Regions from separate parts of the Homo sapiens genome. Here region 2 is linked to region 1. A link is a contact called in ENCODE Hi-C or POLR2A ChIA-PET data. All regions are on one chromosome and are shown on one strand. Each heading gives the region's core, a stretch centred on a gene start or an enhancer-like site at or near the end of the contact. The rest is flanking DNA. Distances are from core to core; before and after follow the strand shown. Region 1 holds the start of UCK2 (uridine-cytidine kinase 2). Region 2 has its middle 110 kb from the start of LINC01675.

The links. Hi-C counts contacts between places; a loop is a spot of excess contacts on that map. ChIA-PET counts read pairs that join two places held with the same protein, here RNA polymerase II (POLR2A). Pooled maps may share reads with other maps.
Region 2: a loop to region 1 is called in a pooled map of psoas muscle, with 4 times the contacts of the local background. The contact joins the enhancer-like site here to the promoter of UCK2 in region 1. A Hi-C loop is called at or near these places in 1 of 168 maps with a recorded cell type or tissue (gastrocnemius medialis), 1 of 37 single-sample maps with no recorded cell type and 2 of 50 pooled maps. POLR2A ChIA-PET finds 5 or more read pairs at or near these places in 1 of 52 experiments (activated T-cell).

What each region holds. Positions count from the first base shown.
Region 1 is chr1:165,825,505-165,830,434 of GRCh38, forward strand. It overlaps UCK2 (uridine-cytidine kinase 2), which reads left to right and starts at 2,110. Exons shown (of 7, transcript NM_012474.5): 1 at 2,110-2,428. The coding sequence starts at 2,330. RefSeq lists silencers at 1,899-2,148, 2,229-2,708, 2,769-2,998 and an enhancer at 2,464-3,017.
Region 2 is chr1:166,377,245-166,382,174 of GRCh38, forward strand. No RefSeq gene overlaps it. Among named protein-coding and RNA genes, the nearest start is that of LINC01675, 110 kb to the right of the region's middle. Within about 2 kb of position 2,412, at least 5 of the 41 ENCODE cell types and tissues checked have a DNase peak (open chromatin) inside an H3K27ac peak, as active enhancers do; they include gastrocnemius medialis, where a contact is called at or near this core.

The sequences.
Region 1 (4,930 bases), core at 860-3,359:
CTGGGCTCAAGTGATCCTCCTGCCTCAGCCTCTGGTGTAGCTGGGACTACAGGTGTGCACTACCATGCCCAGTTAATTTTTGTACTTTTTGTGGAGATGGGGGTCTCATTATGTTGCCCAGGCTGGTCTCAAACTCCTAGCCTCAAGTGATCCTCACTCTTCTGCCTCCCAAAATGTTGGGATTACAGGCATGAGCCACCCCACTGGCCTTTGGCATTCCTTTATCCTCCTCCTCTTCTCCTTAACTACCTAATATCCCCATGCTAACCCTTAGCTGTAGGTTCAACTTCCAAATTCCAATGGGCTATAAAGAGTTCTACAAAAGTCCATGATGACTAATAAATCTATCTAGTAGAGAAAAGACCTTTTGGAGAAGAGGCTAACTCTAGGACCACCTAAAACTCACCCACTCCATAGCTATTTGGTAAGGCACCCCTTTAGGAAACTTCACCCAAATGCCTGCTTCTGGGTACCAGGTAGTGGCCACTCTCCCCATCTTTGTCTCCTGTCTGAGCTGCTACCGAGTTTGATGTTAGATGGTGACATAAAATACAGTAATTCCTAGATATATGCGGAGGGACTGGTCCCAGGACAGCCTACATGTAACCAAATCCACACATGAAGTCCCACAGTCAGTCCTGAGGAAACTGCACAAATATTGTGTTTTCCATCTGCCCTTGGTTTAAAAAAAAAGCTGCATAAAAGTGAACCTCACAGTTTGAACCAGTGTTGTTCAAGTGTCAACTTTAATTTAAAAGTGAAAAAAGTTTGTTTTCTCTGGTATCCTTTTTTTTGTTTTGTTTTGTTTTTGTTTTTGTTTTTTGACACAGGCTCTGGCTCTGCTGACCAGGCTGGAGTGCAGTGGGGAGATCATGGCTCACTGCAGCCTCGATTTCCCTGGCTTGAGAGAAAATTATTTTTTTCAAAATAATCTTCAATTTAAGGTAATTTACTAAGTTTCAAAAGATAATGCTATTGACGTAAATTCTGTTTTAGATTGTAGGCCCCATCAGCTCATTGATACTAGTCCCAAGTTCACAGGAGAAGAGACTGGAAGTTACTAGGCTAGTCCTGCCTCTCTCAGGTGTGTCCCAGCAAAACTTTTCTTTCCAGTTTCAGCGCTTTAGAAACCTTTTCTCTTCAAACACTAATACAGGGCCTAGACTGTACCAGCACTGTTCTGAGAACTTTACATACACTAATTCATTTAATTCTCACAAAAATCCTGGGATGTAATTGCCATTATTATTCCCATTTAACAGATAAGAACACTGAAGCACAGAGAGATTAAGTAACTTGCTCAGGGACCTGGATGTGAATGCAGAAATCTGGCTCCAGAGGTGGAGTCTGAAACTGCCTTTCTAAGTGACTGATTGCCAATCTCTGGAAAACCGTTCAATTGAAGATATTAATGGATCAAAATGTCAGTATGTTTTCAGATACCCTAACTCCATAGGAAGCTCAGTGTATGGGATGAGATACTGTGGTTTAGAAGGGAATTGCTTTTCCAACGGAGGGCACCCTTCAGATAAGCCCCTCAAATTGCCCTTCACTAGAGAGTCGCACGAGGACAGGCCTGCTAAAAAGGATGGCGCTGGGGGGTTTCCAAGACAGGAAATATCTAAAGCCAGCGGCTGACATATTATCTTGGCGAACGGGAGAAGGGAAAAAGAACCCTCATTTTTTGGAAACACAAGTTTTTAGCCTGGATAATGGGTAAATGACATTAACTCTTCGTTCCACACTAATCTTTCAAGCTTGTTCAAATTTTGCTTCTCAAACCTGGGCCATTCCTTCTTATCTAATCTGCCTATTATTTCCTTCAAGCTTTTTATCCCTTCTGAAAATAGGTGGTAGCATACCAAATTAAAATACAGAACAGCCTGTTTCTTTCCCCCAGGGTCCACTAGGGCGCGTCGGAGAAAGGGTTAACCGGGCGGGTGGGAGGGAAGGTCGGGCTCACACCTTTCGCAGAGACCTCGGGCGGCGGCGGGGCCCGGGAGGGGCGGAGGCTGGGGCCAGACGCCTCGCCGCCTCCGCCTCGGCGAATAGCAGCGCGCTGCCCGCCCGGATTGGAGCAGCAGCATCACGCTGACCTCTGCCTGGGATGTAAACCGGACCAGCCGCTGCGGGCAAAGGAAGGCTCTTGGCTCCTTCGGGAAACCCAGCCCCGTCACCGGGCTCCGAGCGGCTCGCAGGCGAGCGACAGCGGCCTCAGCCCCGGCAGCGCCCAGCGGCGGCTGCGGAAAGCGGAGGGAGTCCGACGCGGGCGCGGGCGGGGAGCGTGCGTCCGTTCGCACAGGCAGCGGGAGGAGGGGCGGCGCGAACCATGGCCGGGGACAGCGAGCAGACCCTGCAGAACCACCAGCAGCCCAACGGCGGCGAGCCCTTCCTTATAGGCGTCAGCGGGGGAACAGCTAGCGGCAAGGTACGGCGGGGCCCGGAGCCGCGCTCCCTTCCCGGCTTCTGTCCCTGGGCGGCGCATGTGGCCGGCGGCCGCGGGCCGTGTCAGTTGCGGCAGCCACCGCGTGGCCCGCGCGCCTCCGCTCCCGGCCGCGCTCCAGCGCCGAGTGCGCCCCGCGCGGCCTGGGGGCGCTGCGGCGGGGGCAGGCGAAGACTCGGGCCTTGGGGGTTCCGGGGGTACGCGGCCACGATCGCAGGGCGGGAGTGCTCCTCCGGCTTTTCTCCCCCCGCGTTAATAACTCGTGGCCGGGGTCCTATGGGGGAAGGGCAGGGAAGCGGATGCTTATTGTTTTGCAACTCCAGTGTCGGGGGAGAGGGCTTTCCGCAGGATCCCCCACTAACCCCCGATGGACTCCCTCAAGCCCCGGTCTGGCACAGACGTGCTCGCCCCGCGGCGCAGCCTGGTGCCGAGGGCGGAGCGAGCCGGGAAGCGCGGCCGAGAGGGCGAGGGTGGCGGGAACGCGCGAGGCGGCATCCCGGGGAAGGGGAGCCCAGTGTGGGGCTGCACGCAAGGGCTGGGGATTACAGGGGTTTCCGGGTAAAAGTCTGAGAGCCAAATAGGTGCCGTGACATCAATGAAACGATAATAGTAGGGGCTTCTGTTTTTTAAGGTTATAAGAGGAAACGTGGTCGGCTTCAATGAGAAAGTTGTACTGGCTCCAAGCTCTTCGGTGTCCAGGACGTACGCGTCTTGGATCCACGGAAGGGGGTCATCGTATGGGTGTCTGACCCTCTTAGGAGCCTGTTTCCTTTGTTTTATCCGCAAGGCAAGGAGAGACAAGGGAAATGACTTCCTAGCTTTACCCGGGGTTTTTTCTGCAGGTGGAGAAGGGTGGAGTCCTCCCAGATGGTTCTTTCTTTGCTCCCCTAACAGCCTTTAAGATGTGGCTACTTGTTTTTCCCACCGTTTAACACCCTCCAACTTCATTTGGAGCACGGGTTCCTCAAGGGATCCTGAGAGCTGGGTGCTGGGTGCTGGTTTGGAGAGGCAGGATGATGCTTCTCCCGGCTGGGGAGAGCAGAGCAGGAAGGCTGGTTGGCGCCATGAGGAAAGAGCCACGAGGTTTTAGCTCCCGAACCGACTCGTCAGTAGCCCCTCCTCCATGTTGGTTTTACATTTTTCCCTCCTGGTCTGGACTACTTTAGCGCAAGGAGCCCAGCCAGACACGGCGGCTGGCGCTGCTGGACTTCTTTATTGATGAAGTTGATCTCGTCCGTAGCTCCCGGGGTTAGGAATCGGCCTGCTTTAGGTCCTGAAGTTTCTGTTCTGTGTGCTCCCTGGTTGAAGGCTTTTAAAAAAATTTGTAATTTTTGAGTATGTTCTTTACTATGACTTATACTAGTAATTCAAAGCAAAACCAGAATGCTAGCCCTTCAGGAAGCTTTACCTGTTCTTTTAGAATTATTCTTGCTCTTCTGGCATATTCCTGTTGGATTGGGAGCATTTTTTGTTGTTGTTGTTCATGGCTGTTTTCCCAGCCCTCCTAGCACAATGCCTGCCTGGCATGTAGTGGGGTCCAAATTTTAAGCTGAAGTCCAGTCCTCCTAAAGTGGGGAGGAGGCTTAAACTTGCATATGAGCTTTTAGAAACAAAATGATCTTGGTAATCATCTGAATAATTTAGTTACCACGAGGGTGAAAACTGCGACCCTAAAAGGTGAATAACTCTGTTATTGTTCTTCTTGTGTGTTTCTCAGTCGTCACCTGTTCTAACTTGATAATCAAGCTTTTGGTGTTACTTGGGTAAAGTGAGGGATGGGATAGTGGTGAGCCAATGTGGGAGTAGCTAATTCTCTGCTATTTTTATCCAGGAGGAAGAGTGTAGAAACTCTCAAGAAAGGAAGGGTCCGTTTTTCTGCAGTTTTCAAAGCATGTTGTACATTTTTATTTATTAATTTAATTTTTGAGACAAGGTCTCGCATTTCCACCTAGCCCAGAGTAAGTGGCACTGTCACAGCTCACTGCAGCCTCAGCCTCAACCTGGAGTAACTGGGAGTACAGGCTGGCACTATCATGACTGGCTAATTTTTTTGTTTGTTTGATTTGTTTTGTTTTTGAGACAGGGTCTCACTCTTTTGCCCAGGCTGGAGTGCCGTGGTGAGATCTTGGCTTACTGTACCCTCCACCTGTTGGGCTCAAGTGATCCTCCCACTTCAGCCTCCAGAGTAGCTGAGACTACAGGCTTGCACCATCATGCCCGACTAATTTTTTTTTTTTTGTAGAGAAGGGGTTTTGCCATGTTGCCAGGCTGATCTCAAATGCCTAGACTTAAGTGATCCGCCCGCCTCTGCCTCCCAAAGTGCTGGGATTACAGGTGTGAGCCACTACCTGGGCTGGCTTTTTAATCTTTATTTTTTTTATTATTTTTTTTTTTTGAGACAGAGTCTTGCTCTGTTGCCCAGGCTGGAGTGCAGTGGCATGATCTCGGCTCACTGCAAGCTCCGCCTCCCGGGTTCATGCCATTCTT
Region 2 (4,930 bases), core at 1,162-3,661, 550 kb after region 1:
TAATTTTTTGTATTTTTACTAGAGGCAGGGTTTCACCATGTTGGCCAGGCTGGTCTTGAACTCCTGACATCAGGTGATCCACCTGCCTTGGGCTCCCAAAGTGCTGAAATTACAGGCTTGGGCCACCGCACCTGGGTGGTTTGGCTTTTTGAATCATGGATTTATATCAACCATTCCAATAAAAAAAAGTAAAGATTAAAAAATTCAAGCAGCGAGTACTTAGTGTGTGTTAAGATACTGTGCTAAACTTGTAAATATATCATCTCATTTAATCCTCAAAAGAGCCCTGTGAAGTTTTATTTTAATTTCAATTTTACAGATGAGAGAGAGAATAACTTAGATTGCTTAAGCAATTTGTTCATCTCTCTATCAATCCACCCCTCCTCCCCATTTCTTTCATGCCCCAGCTCAATACTAACTTCCTGCCAGTTTTCACACAGGTTATTTCCATTCAACTCCAACAAGTTGTTTCTTTGAATCTCTTTAGTAATTAAATAACTAGTTCACACCATATTCTTTTAAAATAGCAAAAGCCTTAGGGCCTTCTGCCTGTACTTGCTTCATCTCCCTGACCAGACTGTAAAAACCATATTGTGTATCATACTTTCCACTTTTGCCTCCTCCCCTCCAGGGCTTCCAGGTACACTGAATCACCACTCAGTAAATCTCGGGATACAAAATAACTTTCACTTGTTTGGGTTCCTGCAATTTACAGTCTATAATTACATTGAATCTCCCCAAAACTCTGTCAGGTATGTTTTATTGACCTCTTTTTACAGAAGAGGAAACTGACGCTCAGAGAGACTCAGAAAGATTAACTATGAGTCATATCTAGGACTTCTGACAAAATAAGGCCTCTTTTCATTATACCACAGCTACTTCTAGTTAACCTCATAGAAAATATCTGGCTGAATCGTATTTATTCCAGGGAAAGGTCTACGTCAGTTATTCTAGAAATGAGGACATAGGGATAACTCAATTTATATTTTAACATTTTAAGAAACTGCCAAAGTATTGTACAAAGTGACTGCAACATTTTATATTTTCATCAGCAGTGTATGTGGGATCCAGTTAATCCATATTTTTATCAACAGTTGTAAGTGTCTTATACATTGGTGAAGTGTATATGGTGGTGACAAAATGGTGAAAAATGGCATTTAGCCTTATGGTTTTAATTGCAGTTCTCCTATTATAAGTAAAGTTGAGCATACTCAAAATGTGGTCCTTAGACTAGCAGCATCAACATGAACTGGAGGCGTGATAGAACACAGCATCTCAGGTCTCATCTCCAAGGTACCGAGTCAGAATCTGCATTGGAAGATCCGCAGATGATTCCTATAACATTCACATTTGAGAATTTCTGGTCTAAGATCCTGTTCAGTGACAATTCTCTATGAATTTATGACCTATGATCTCTGTCTAGGAGAACCAACCAATGAGTTATTTATCACTCTCCCCTCAGGTCTGCTGGCTCTGAGGAGCACCTATTTCCTTTCTCGAAAACATCTTCCAGGATATTTTGGTATAGTGGAATGAGAAGGTGCTTCTATTTGAAAAGATCCTTTTGAGACCGGCTATGAATACCTGCAAAGTGAGAGAAATGAAAGAAGTCTAAACGTCCCCATTTGGCTGTCAATGCATCTTGCGTTGCCTGGAGAGTTGCTCTCTGCCTAGCACTGACAGTATAGAGTGGGATATTTCTGCCCTGGGAGTTCCCAGCATCACAGTCAAATAGAACCCCAGACTGCTTTCCTGAGTGTGCTGAGGTTTCTGGCTAGCCTGGCTCAAATTCCTTGGGGGAGGAATCACCTTTGCCTGACATGTTATCTCTGTGACCACCAGTTTGTTAACTGTTTATTTCAAATGCTATTGATGTTAGTCAACTTTATAGCATGTGCACTTTGTTGACATTTAAAAAAATGCCTTTATATGTTTGCTCATTCGTTTTAATTTATGGCATGGGAGGAACATGTTTCAGATCACAAGAGTAGAATGAAAACATAAGATTATTCACCAGTGGGAAGTACCAGAAAAGGTTGTAATTGAACATAATAACTTTCAGTATTTTCCTTAAAACTTGTGTAGGTATTTTATTCCTAAATTTTTACATTATTTTAAATATATGTAATATTTTGCCTAGTTTGAAAGACGAGCATTTTGATTTTGAGACTGTGGAAAAATCAGAGAAGTCTAAGGGGACATTAAAAAACCAAACCCTCTAAATTCAATACTTAACATTTTGTTCAGTCTCTTTTTACTCTTTTTTTTGCTGTAACAGGGATCTTTTTCCTGCAACTTCTAGTGAGGAAAGCTTGTTTTAAGATCTCTTGTTTCATTATGACAAGGACAGTGATTGAGCTCCCTTGTGGAGAGGAGGAGGATGAGTCAGCCAAAGTGACATGGAAAGGACACAAATAGAAACAGAACTGGACCACCTCCAGGGCAGCTAGGGTTTGCATGTTCCTATGACGCTAGGACTTCAGGAAGAGTTGCCTGAGCCCCAGAAGGTCCTGTAGATCCCTCTGCACTGGACTCCATATGCCCACATGTCAGCCTCCACAGCTGCGAGGCTGAGATATGGAGCTCTCAGTGACCATCCTCCTGGCTTGAAAGCTATTTCTCCCATAGGCCTGAAGTTCCTCTTGCTATGTAAGGTCTATTTCTTGGCTCCAACAGAGATAGAACCTGTTCTCTGTTCTCAGGATGGCAAATGGGCCCATGGAAAGGACTTGGAGTTCACAACCAGGCGGCCCTGGCCCTAACTCTAGCTCGGTCACTTGGTAGTTTTATAATCATGAGCAGCATTATTTAAGTTCTCTTAGTTTTCTTGACTGTGACATGGGGCTACTAAAAGCTACCCTGCAGGGTCATTGTAAAAATTAGAGATAATGGATATTCATTGACTGTAGCTTAACAGGCACTCAATAAATGGTAGCCATTACTGTCATTGTGTGTTCTTTCAGTCATCTCTTTTCTAGGCTGACATCAAGACACCTCTTAATTTTAGTTTCATTTCTCTTTGCTCATATCTTTTAAGCAAATTCCCTCTGAAATTATAGAATTTCAAAACACCGTCGGCCTCCTCTTAGATTCCAAGTTCTCTCTCTTTCTCTAACATATATTTTCTTGTTGGTGGTAAAAAGATACAAAGGACGAATCAAGGCCTGTGTCCTTCGGGAGTCTTTAATCTCATTGGGGAGACAAGACTTACACAAAAGATACAATTAGAGAATAATAAAAAAGAGCGAGAGCACTCAAATGTGCTGAGTAGAATGTTCCATCCCTGTCTGCTTCCGAATCCCATTTCTGCTGTATTAAACAATATCGCAGTGCTGCTGACTCATGTTCAGCTTCTAGACCCTTGAGACTGTAATATTTCTCTGCTATATCTGCATATAACCAGTGAGAATATTCTATTGTGTATAATATTTCTATAGCATATTACATTTGGGCAGTTTTCCCTGATGTTCTTCATGGCACTTGTCCCATCAAAATTCACTCAGTTTGTGTCTGATAATTTTTCTGTGCTGTCAACCTTGTAATATAATGCCTCAGCATCCTAACAAAGATAGGCCGGAGTAAGGCTCTTCAAATAGCTGTCCTTGTCTGCAGTGTCTGACGCTTCCACATTTTCTCTCTGTACTTGCATTCAAACTCCTAGAGTAATGGAAAGTCGAGGAAGGGATAAATAGATGAACTTAAGCATGTCACTTCCACCTCAGGGCCTCGGTTTCCTCCTAAGGGGAAAAGGGACTATGTGAGCACTTCCAATACAGATATGCTGTGATTCTACATATGGCCACTACTTTTGACATTAGTGATATTACCAACAACCAGTTCTGCCAATGAGGAGTGAGCTGCTCTTCTGAGATGGGGCTCAGCACATCTCTCTCTCTTCTTAAAGGCAGGTCTGTCAGTGGGATTGCAGCTTTTTTTTCTGAAAATGGTGGCAGGACAACTCTGAGTCTCTCACCTCATGATGGGTCTGTAACATAGACCCACTAGACTATAGTGGGATCAGCTATAAGGCAACACAGAGAAAATGCTTAGCAGGAATAAATGTGGGGTTCCTGAGTTTGCTAGAGATGGAAAGAGATAGTTTGCCATTTGCCAGCAATATCAACTGAGAGCTCCCTGAGGCTGTGTCCTGCGGAGGATGTTTCAAAATCAGCATGGGCTGTAGTGTCTACCTTCAAGCTGGCTACATCTAGAGTAACTGACAGGAAAAGGAAAAAGGGTAAGCAAACACACAGAAAAGTGGCATAGGAACAATTCACATCTATGTTCACCTGAGACGTGCACAGGAGCACCAAATAGGATATTAGAACTGGAGGAGACTTTATAAGATCATTTCAAAATTCACACTTCGCAGACAATGAAAATGAGGCGTAGAGGGCAAATGGCAGAGAGAAGGTCTGGGAGCTGGTTAATAGCAGACCTGGGTTCTCATCCTTCTGATCAGCTCAGGGTCATTCCCATCGCAATATTTTGCTTCTGCTGAGATTATTAGATTTGGGTTTGTTAATTAAGGTTACATGGGATGGCTGTATCAGGAAATTATTCTCAAGTGCAAGATGTGTGGTTTGTCTGGGAGGCACATATTTTAGATTTGTCTAGGTAGTTTTGTGACAACAGGAGGGTCTACAGAAAGTCTTGGTTACTATCATTGTATCTTAAACTTAGTAGGCATTTAGTAATAGTTATTTTAAAATTTTGGGATTTACTAAATACATAAAATAAAACTCTCATCATGTGTCTCAATTAATATTTGTTTCCTTTTTTTTTTTTTAAGAGACAAAATCTCTCTCTGTTGCCCAGGCTGGTGTGCAGTGGCAGGATTATAGCTCATTGGCAGCCTTGAATCCCTGGGCTAAAGGGATCCTCTCACCTTAGCCTCCCAAGTAGCTAGGACTACGGGCACACATCACCA